Regions from separate parts of the Mus musculus genome. Here regions 2 and 3 are each linked to region 1. A link is a loop called in an ENCODE intact Hi-C map of the cell type or tissue named here. Cell type or tissue: left cerebral cortex. All regions are shown on one strand.

Region 1 (2,500 bases):
GCAGAGGCAGATTTCTGAGTTTGAGGCCAGCCTGGTCTACATAGTGATACAAAGTGACAGCCAGGACTATACAGAGAAACACTGTCTCGAAAAAAAAAACAAAAACAAAAACAAACAAAAAAAGAACAACAAAAAAGATACAACCTGAGAGACCAAACCTGCCAGGTGGGCGTGGTGAAGCACGCCTGTTATCGCACCAATACAAGGGCAGAGGCAAGGACCATGAGAGGCCAGCCCTTAGCTAGAGCGAATGCCAATAAAAAGGAAAATTGGACTCGAAGTCAGCCTTCAATGTGGCCTATCGTTCTTTCTGTGGCACTGCCACCTAGACCTAGGGCACACCTCTGTCACCTGCAAGAAACAAACTGCTTGAACCCTGAAAAACTCTCTTGTGGGCCGTTCACGTGGCGACCCCTGGAAAGCCTTGTGCTCCTGGAATCTGGACCCTGACACACCGTAGGCGGTGTAGGGGGACCCGGCAGCTCCCGGGTTTCACCGAGGTGTGGTGTGGACAGGAAGGTGAGCACAGAAGGGGCACCCGACGCTCCTCGCCCCCGCATCCTGATCAGCTCTGGAGGCTTCGGCCTCCCTCCCAAGAGCCGATCGCCCTAAGCCCTCCACCCAATTCCCGCCAGTGTCCGTCCCCCAGGGCCCACCCGAGGAGGCCTGCTCCGGGGAAAAGCCGCCGAGCCGCAGCTCTCCATCCGCCCACTCGGGAAAAAAAAATCCCTTGGCTGCCGCCATGTTCCCGCGCCGAAGCCCACACCTGACACCGCGGGCCGCGCACCTGGGACACACCGGGGGAAACGCGCGACGTCGCGGGGACACTGGGGCGAGACAGCGACTCCACGGGGGTCACAACCTGGGAGAAGAACCCGCCGCTAATTCATCCCGAAGCGGGGAGGCGTCGAGCCCCGTCGCCTTAGTAATGCGTCCCTCCGGGCTCCACCCTGATTGGCTCCTGGCGCAGTGACGCAAGGCGTCTCCGGCTGCGTGGGAAGCCCTTGAACCGGGCGCTCCGCCCCTGCTCCGCAGTGGGGAGAGACCCCGGGCGTCGTCTAAGCTCCTTTAAAGGAACCGCGCCCCAGATCAGTGTGGCCAGGCGCAGATGCCTGCCAAAGCTGGTAGGGGTAGAGGAGCAAGAAACCAAAAATGAGAACTCAAGCGGTGGTCTCCGGGGAATCTAGTGGTTGCGTAGGGGGATGGCAAAGCTAGAGCACTCATTTGCAAGCCTAACGTTTACGTCAGGAATCAAAGGGCAATTTAGTATCCAGCCAATTCTAGAGCCTGAGTTTCTGCTGGCACAAAACTCAAGACACCTTCAACGCCTGAGGTTACCTCATGGAAAATAAATCGGAGGCAATCATTTACAACTCTTACTTTCTTGCCTCATGTAAAGAGCAAATGATCACGCAGTCAGTTCTAGAGCCAGGTTCCTGATGGTGTAAAACTAAACGCACCTTCATTCAACCCCTAAAGTTGCAGGATGGAAAACGCAGAGACACTAAATGACAAGCGTTATTTTCTTGCCCCAAGTCAAAAAGCAACTCCAGGTTCTGTGGTGCGCAACTGTTGCTAATTCGCAGTGTTTGCTCAAGTCTCAACGTTTCCTCTTCTGGATGGCCCAATCAGTTTTTATGTTGCTGTCGGGTTTTTGTCGTTGTTGTTGTTGTTGTTTGGTTTTTTGGGTTTTTTTTTTTTTTCTGTTTGTTGGTTTTTTTGGTTTTTTTTTTTTTTTCTGTTTGTTGGTTTTTTGGGTTTTTTTTTTTTTTTTTAAGTTTGGTTTGGTTTGGTTTGGTTTTGTAGGACACTCTTTTGGAAAGGTCTTTGTGCCTTTCTACAGTGTTGGATCTGGCTCCAAACCTACCAGACTAAGCACCTGGATGCTAGAGACTGGTTAATTTAACCTCTTTGCGTTTCCCCTGCACAATACCTTCTTGCTGACTTTTAACAGATAATAGACATCTTTAAAAATATGAAATGTCCACACATAGCCGACAGAGCCTTTCAACAGCTTTTCATTTATGTTTATTCATTTAATCTGTTTATTTAACATGAAACAGAGAGAAATGAATTTTTAAGTTCAGGGTAGCCTTGTGTGGTAGTACATGCCTGTAGTCCCAGCAGTCCCCATAACAGAGCCAGGAGACTGCCTCTGCAAGACTCTAAATTTTAAAAAACAAATGCAAGGTGCCTTCGCGCTCAGAGCCAGCGTTACCTCTCCTTTACCTTTATTCAATACTTAAGTGTTTGAGATGTGCCACAATTGTATTAGAAAACAGAAAATACAACGAAGGAAAAAAAGCAGCACAAAAATGCAGTTATCCCTCAGAGGTTGAACGGACCTCACTTTTGTCTCTAAACTCAAGAGTTCTGGGAAAATCTTAGGAATTTTAAGGCTTGTCATTGTTTTGAACTTAACATGGGGATCCCCCAGAACCTCTCAAGAATGCACCGCTGTGAGTTCTCTGAGGATTTAAAGAGTCTATACATAGCCTTC
Region 2 (2,500 bases), 270 kb after region 1:
GCGCGCGGCGGCGGCGGCGGGGCCTCCTCGGCACAACAAACACAGGCGGAACAGCTGGGCAGGCGCGGGCGACCGGGCGCTCGGCACCCGCAGGCTACCGGGCAGTGTTCCCCACGCCCAGGGTCCAGAGGGCAGCGTGATAGGGGCTAGCACCGACGAGGCGGGCACGGCCCACAGCCCAGACACCCGAGCACGAGTCGAGCCTCCGGAGCGGCGGGGCGGGCGGGGTGCGAGCGCGGCCCTGGAGCGCGGGCCCGCGGGCCGGCCCCGAATCGGAGCCCGGGCGCGCCCCCGACGCTGCGGCGGGGACGGCGGCTGTGGGGGCGGGGCGGCCTAGGAAGTGGGGGTGTCACGGAGAGAGCTGTCTGCGGACCGGCGGCCCAGGCGACAGGCGCCGAGGGCGGCGGGCGGGCGGGGGCCGCGGGTCGCTAAGGGGGTCGCGGCTGTTGTGGGCTCGCGGAGCGCTCCGCTGCGCGGCGGGGGCGGGTCGGCGGCGGCCGCCGCGCCACAGCCTCACAAAGAAGGACCGCCCGGCCCGGCCCCGCGGCCCCACGGCCCCACAGTCCTGAGAATTGCCCTGGTGGCCCGGCCAGGACCCTGGACGAGTGGAGAAGGGGAAGAGGCACTTCCTGCCTGGGCCCCCGCCCCGGGCCGCTCCCCGAAGGCTTCGAAGCCGCCGGCCCAAGGGCTTCGAGCCCCAGCCGACTCCGATCCCGGCGCCCACCGCCGTACTCACCGGCGTGCTGGGAATCGGCGCTGCCAGCAGCTCTTCGCTCCTCAGCTGGGTCGAAGCCCACCTCGGCCTCCCAAGTCTTCAGGTTTAGTCAGGCCTTGGCCCCGCCTCTCCTCGGTCGGGCCTCGGCGTCAATCACCGGGCGTGGCCCCGCCCTCCCTTCAGGCGGCTCTCCCGGTTGGCCCGCAGCGCCCTTCATTTCTAGGCTCCGCCCCTCTCCCTGGCACTCTGCCCCTTCCGCCGGGCCCCGCCCCTTCTCGGGCTCGCCCTCCCCCCACCCTTGCCCGCTTACACTCCGCCGCCCACCCCACCCCGAAGCCGCAGCGGATGGGCGGACTCCTCGCCGCTCGCCCCGCCTCTAATTCGACACCTTGCATCCTTACGGCCAATCAAGGAGGCTAAGTCTGCCTCCTCGGCCGAGGCGGCCAATGTAGTGAGAGTGAGGACCCGCCCCCCACTCCCAGCTGAGCGCACACAACACAGCATCCACGTGAGTCAGCTTCTTAAAGGAGACGCCTCAGCCTTGGTAATTGCGGCAGCTGGGACTCATTGCCCGTCATCGGCGTCACCTGCTGGCGGCTGAGGCCATAGCTTCCTGATAGCCAAGGAAGCCTAGAAGAAGCGAAAACAAGAGGCTGTTTTCTAGTCAACGCTGGTATTGAGGTTAAAGGGCTACCTAGGTTGAAATGCCCGTTTTACCATCCCATCAGGCCACTTTCTCTTGGCTTACACGAATTGCCTTAAACAAATCCCGAACTCTTTGTGTCTCGGTATATAGGAATTCATTGTAAACAAGGTTTTTTTCAGCGTGCTTGGTTCTATTTACAAACTTTCCAAGTTTTCTCTTCTCTTCCCTCTCTCTGTTTCTGTCTCTATCTCTTTGTTTTTCGAAACAGGGTTTCTGGACAGCCTGGAACTCACTCTGTAGACCAGGCTGGCCTCGAACTCAGAAATTCGCCTGCCTCTGCCTCCCAAGTGCTGGGCTTAAAGGCGTGTGCCACCACGCCCGGCCCAAGTTTTCTCTTGACCGTTGAAGTAATTCTCAAAAACTTAAGTCTTTTATGTGGAGATCAACTGTCTTGTTGAAAAAGACAGCTGTCCCCTTAGCCCTCCCTCACCATGTTTAAGATAAGTTGGAAAATTTTTGCCATTCCGTTGGCTTTCCCAGGTAATTAAATCTCTGTTGGCTGTCCATAAAGATGACAGAAATACCTCAAAATATTTCATGTATTAAATAAACATAAAATATATAAATTATACACATATATATATACTAGCACTTGAAATTTGTAGCATAGAATATGTGTTCTGACAAAACCCTGATACTTAACCCTAAATCCTTCAGTACTTTTCATTCATTTATAAAATAAAGAGTTACTGTGGCCTGGTTTTGTAGAACATGCCTTTAGTCTAGAGTGAGTTTCAGGACAACCAAAGCTACATAGTGTCTCGAGAAAACAAAACAAAACAAAAAGCTACTCTGACCATCAAAGATAAAAGACTATGTTTAGATTAAAGAGAATTTTGCTGGAGGAAAAAAAGCATTTTGGGGTATATTGGGAGATTCTTATAATCCCTTTATTTTTATTTAATACAAGACTGTTAAACTTAGAGCTGTGTACACTGGTCTATAGCTATTGTCATGACACTCTGGAAAGCCGAGGCAAGAGCATCAGGAATTGCTACAGTGACTGACACTGTCTTAAATCAAGGTACACATGTATTCCAGGAAAGAAAGTACAGTGCCTCATTTCCCCCCAGAATTTG
Region 3 (2,500 bases), 160 kb before region 1:
TAAGGCAACTCTTATAAAGAACATTTAATTTGGGGCTGGCCTACAGTTTCAAAGTCCATTTTCATCATGGTAGGCAGCATGCAGGCAGTCATGATGCTGAAGACAGCCAGAGAGTTATACATCCTGATCTGCAGGCAGCAGGGAGAGACTGTGTGTCACACTGGCATAGCTTGAGCATATATAACCTCAAAGCCCACCTCCACAGTGACACACTTCCTCCAACAAGGCCACACCTCCTAGTAGTGCCACACCCTGTGGCCAAGCATTCATAGACATGAGTCTATAGGGGTCGTGCCTATTGAAACCACCCCAGTTCACCACCCAAGTACTGCAACTACAGGCTCGCACAACCATGCTCATCCTACCAACAATGTCTACTAATCTACATGAGTGTATGCTTTGTATTACCTTACCAATTAAATTAATTAATAAAATTAAATATTTTGTTTTGGCAGATGTGATGACACAGCACTCAGAAGGTGAGACGGGGATTGCTTGGAGCCCTAGGCCAGCTTGGGCTACGTAGTGAAAATCTGGTCAGCCAGAGCAGAATCCTATCCCCTCCCCTGTTCCTACCCCAAATCCCATTGTGTATATAGTTTGTAAGAGACAGTGGTTCACTATCTGGAACAGGTCTTTAAGCCCACTTCTACCTTGTGAAATGCATAGAAATGACCACTCAGCTTGGGGTAGAGATCTCTGCTTTCCTGGTGTCTAGGTGTGGATGTAGTCCCAGAGCACATGATCAGGCCCCTCCCTATTTGGCAGCTGAGTATAGGGAACTCCAAGGTGCTCAAGGGAAGGGGAAACCACAAGTTGGGAGGAGAGGAGCCCAAATGTCTGACCCAGCAACAACTGACACCACACGCATGAACTGGCACATGCACAAGAACAGAATCCCACAAGCTGGCGCTCAATGCAGCAATCCCTGTGACATGGAAAATAGAATACTTGGTGAGGTAGAGCTCCTTCTAAACAATAGTTACTTTTACTCAGTGTTGCTGGTGATTAAAATAATATATAAATGTGGTATATACATACATACATATATACACACACACATATATATAGTTTCTGAACTAGGAAAATCCCTTTAGTATCTCATTTTTTTCTGTTTTTTTTTTATTAAAGATTTATCTATTTCATATATGTGAGTCTGTTGCTGTCTTCAGACACACCAGAAGAGGGCATTAGAACCCATTACAGATGGTTTTGAGCCGTCATGTGATTGCTGGGATTTGAACTCAGGACCTCTGGAAGAACAGCCAGTGCTCTTAACCGCTGAGTCATCTCTCCAGCCCCCTTTAGTGTCCCATAACATCTATTGTCAGATTCTATCACGAGGTTGCTTTATTTACAAGCAAGGACCCTTCTTTCTCCTATCCACTCCTGGTCCTTATGCTCGTTTTTCTTATCTCAAATCTTGGTCAGGCCGGCAGTTCTCATCTCATCTCTGATTATAGTGGGAATCCATCTACTTATTCTTCATTAAGTCTGAAGTTGGACAGAGCTAGGCATGGGTCCCATTTGTGAGTTTAAGGAAGCACTAGGATGGAGTCTAGTCTATTTCTATTTCTAGTCCTTTTCTATTTTGTAAGTTAGATATTAGTTCATTCATTTTTATCCTCCCCAGCTCTCTAACACAGATACTACTTTCTGCCTTGGCAATATTCCACATTTTTGGGAAACACTTCCCCCGTGAGAAGAGCACATGCCACACGTGTATGAAAATTCATCTGCCAACTAATTAAAATAAAATAGACATTCATAGTTATGAAATGTCTAACTTGGGGCCTGGGGAGCTGGTGCCCTGGCTGTTTCCACTTGCTCAGCGTGTGCAAGCAATGGTCTGATTTCCGTCATTAAAAAGTAAGTTGGCATTTTCTAGAAGTTTCTTCAAATGTAGTCATGAGAGACTTATTTATATCACTAAGCTTTTTCTGAGACAAGTTATTTTGAGATACACACGTGTCCACTCCTTTCTACGACTGTGAAGAACTCCATTGTATGAGCTATGCTTCCACTTGCTTGTCCATTCTCCCATGGATGGACATTTACTGCAGCTAAAACAGGTAAATATGCTTGAGTGCCTGCCTGTCACAGCCATGCTTTCGTCTGTTTGAGTAAATGGCCTGGGTTATGGTGGCTGAGCCAGAACTGCAAGCTTAGCACTTCAGGAGAGGGTCAAACTAACTTCCAACGCTATTGCTTTATTTTCTATTTCCACATCTTTAAGACTTCTGTTTTGCTTCATGTTTGTTACCACAGCTCAGAGTGAGCTCCCACTTTAGTACGGTGTCAAGTCTCCTGATCATTTGCACTTACAATCTTTGTTGTTATTGTTGGCGTTTGTTCTCCTATTGTTGCGTTTCACATAACTTCTGTATTCTGTATACATGTCCTTTATCATAGTTCTGCATTGTGCATGTTCTATCTCAGTCTGAGGCTTGTCCTCTCGGTAATGGGTGGTGTCTTTTGAAAGGCAGAGTTCTTAATGTTA

Evidence for each region. Hi-C counts contacts between places; a loop is a spot of excess contacts. Peaks named below come from ENCODE experiments on the same cell type or tissue, not always from the same donor. Only the 100,000 strongest peaks of a DNase experiment are listed, where the experiment ranks them.
Region 2: a loop joins it to region 1, with 3.0 times the contacts of the local background. A loop is called at or near these places in 2 of 42 quality-filtered maps.
Region 3: a loop joins it to region 1, with 2.0 times the contacts of the local background. A loop is called at or near these places in 4 of 42 quality-filtered maps.

What each region holds. Positions count from the first base shown.
Region 1 is chr17:73,106,444-73,108,943 of GRCm38, reverse strand. Lclat1 (lysocardiolipin acyltransferase 1) reads right to left here and starts at 959. Exons shown (of 6, transcript NM_001177967.1): 1 at 788-959. In left cerebral cortex, a CTCF peak has its summit at 1,093; DNase peaks (open chromatin) are centred at 264 and 994; H3K4me3 peaks cover 1,695 bases; H3K27ac peaks cover 1,378 bases.
Region 2 is chr17:72,835,028-72,837,527 of GRCm38, reverse strand. It overlaps Ypel5 (yippee like 5), which reads right to left and starts at 900. Exons shown (of 3, transcript NM_027166.6): 1 at 737-900. In left cerebral cortex, a CTCF peak has its summit at 1,307 (motif pointing left); DNase peaks (open chromatin) are centred at 7, 240 and 1,068; H3K4me3 peaks cover 1,453 bases; H3K27ac peaks cover 1,407 bases.
Region 3 is chr17:73,265,888-73,268,387 of GRCm38, reverse strand. No RefSeq gene overlaps it. Among named protein-coding and RNA genes, the nearest start is that of E330032C10Rik, 16 kb to the right of the region's middle. In left cerebral cortex, a CTCF peak has its summit at 1,129; a DNase peak (open chromatin) is centred at 1,726.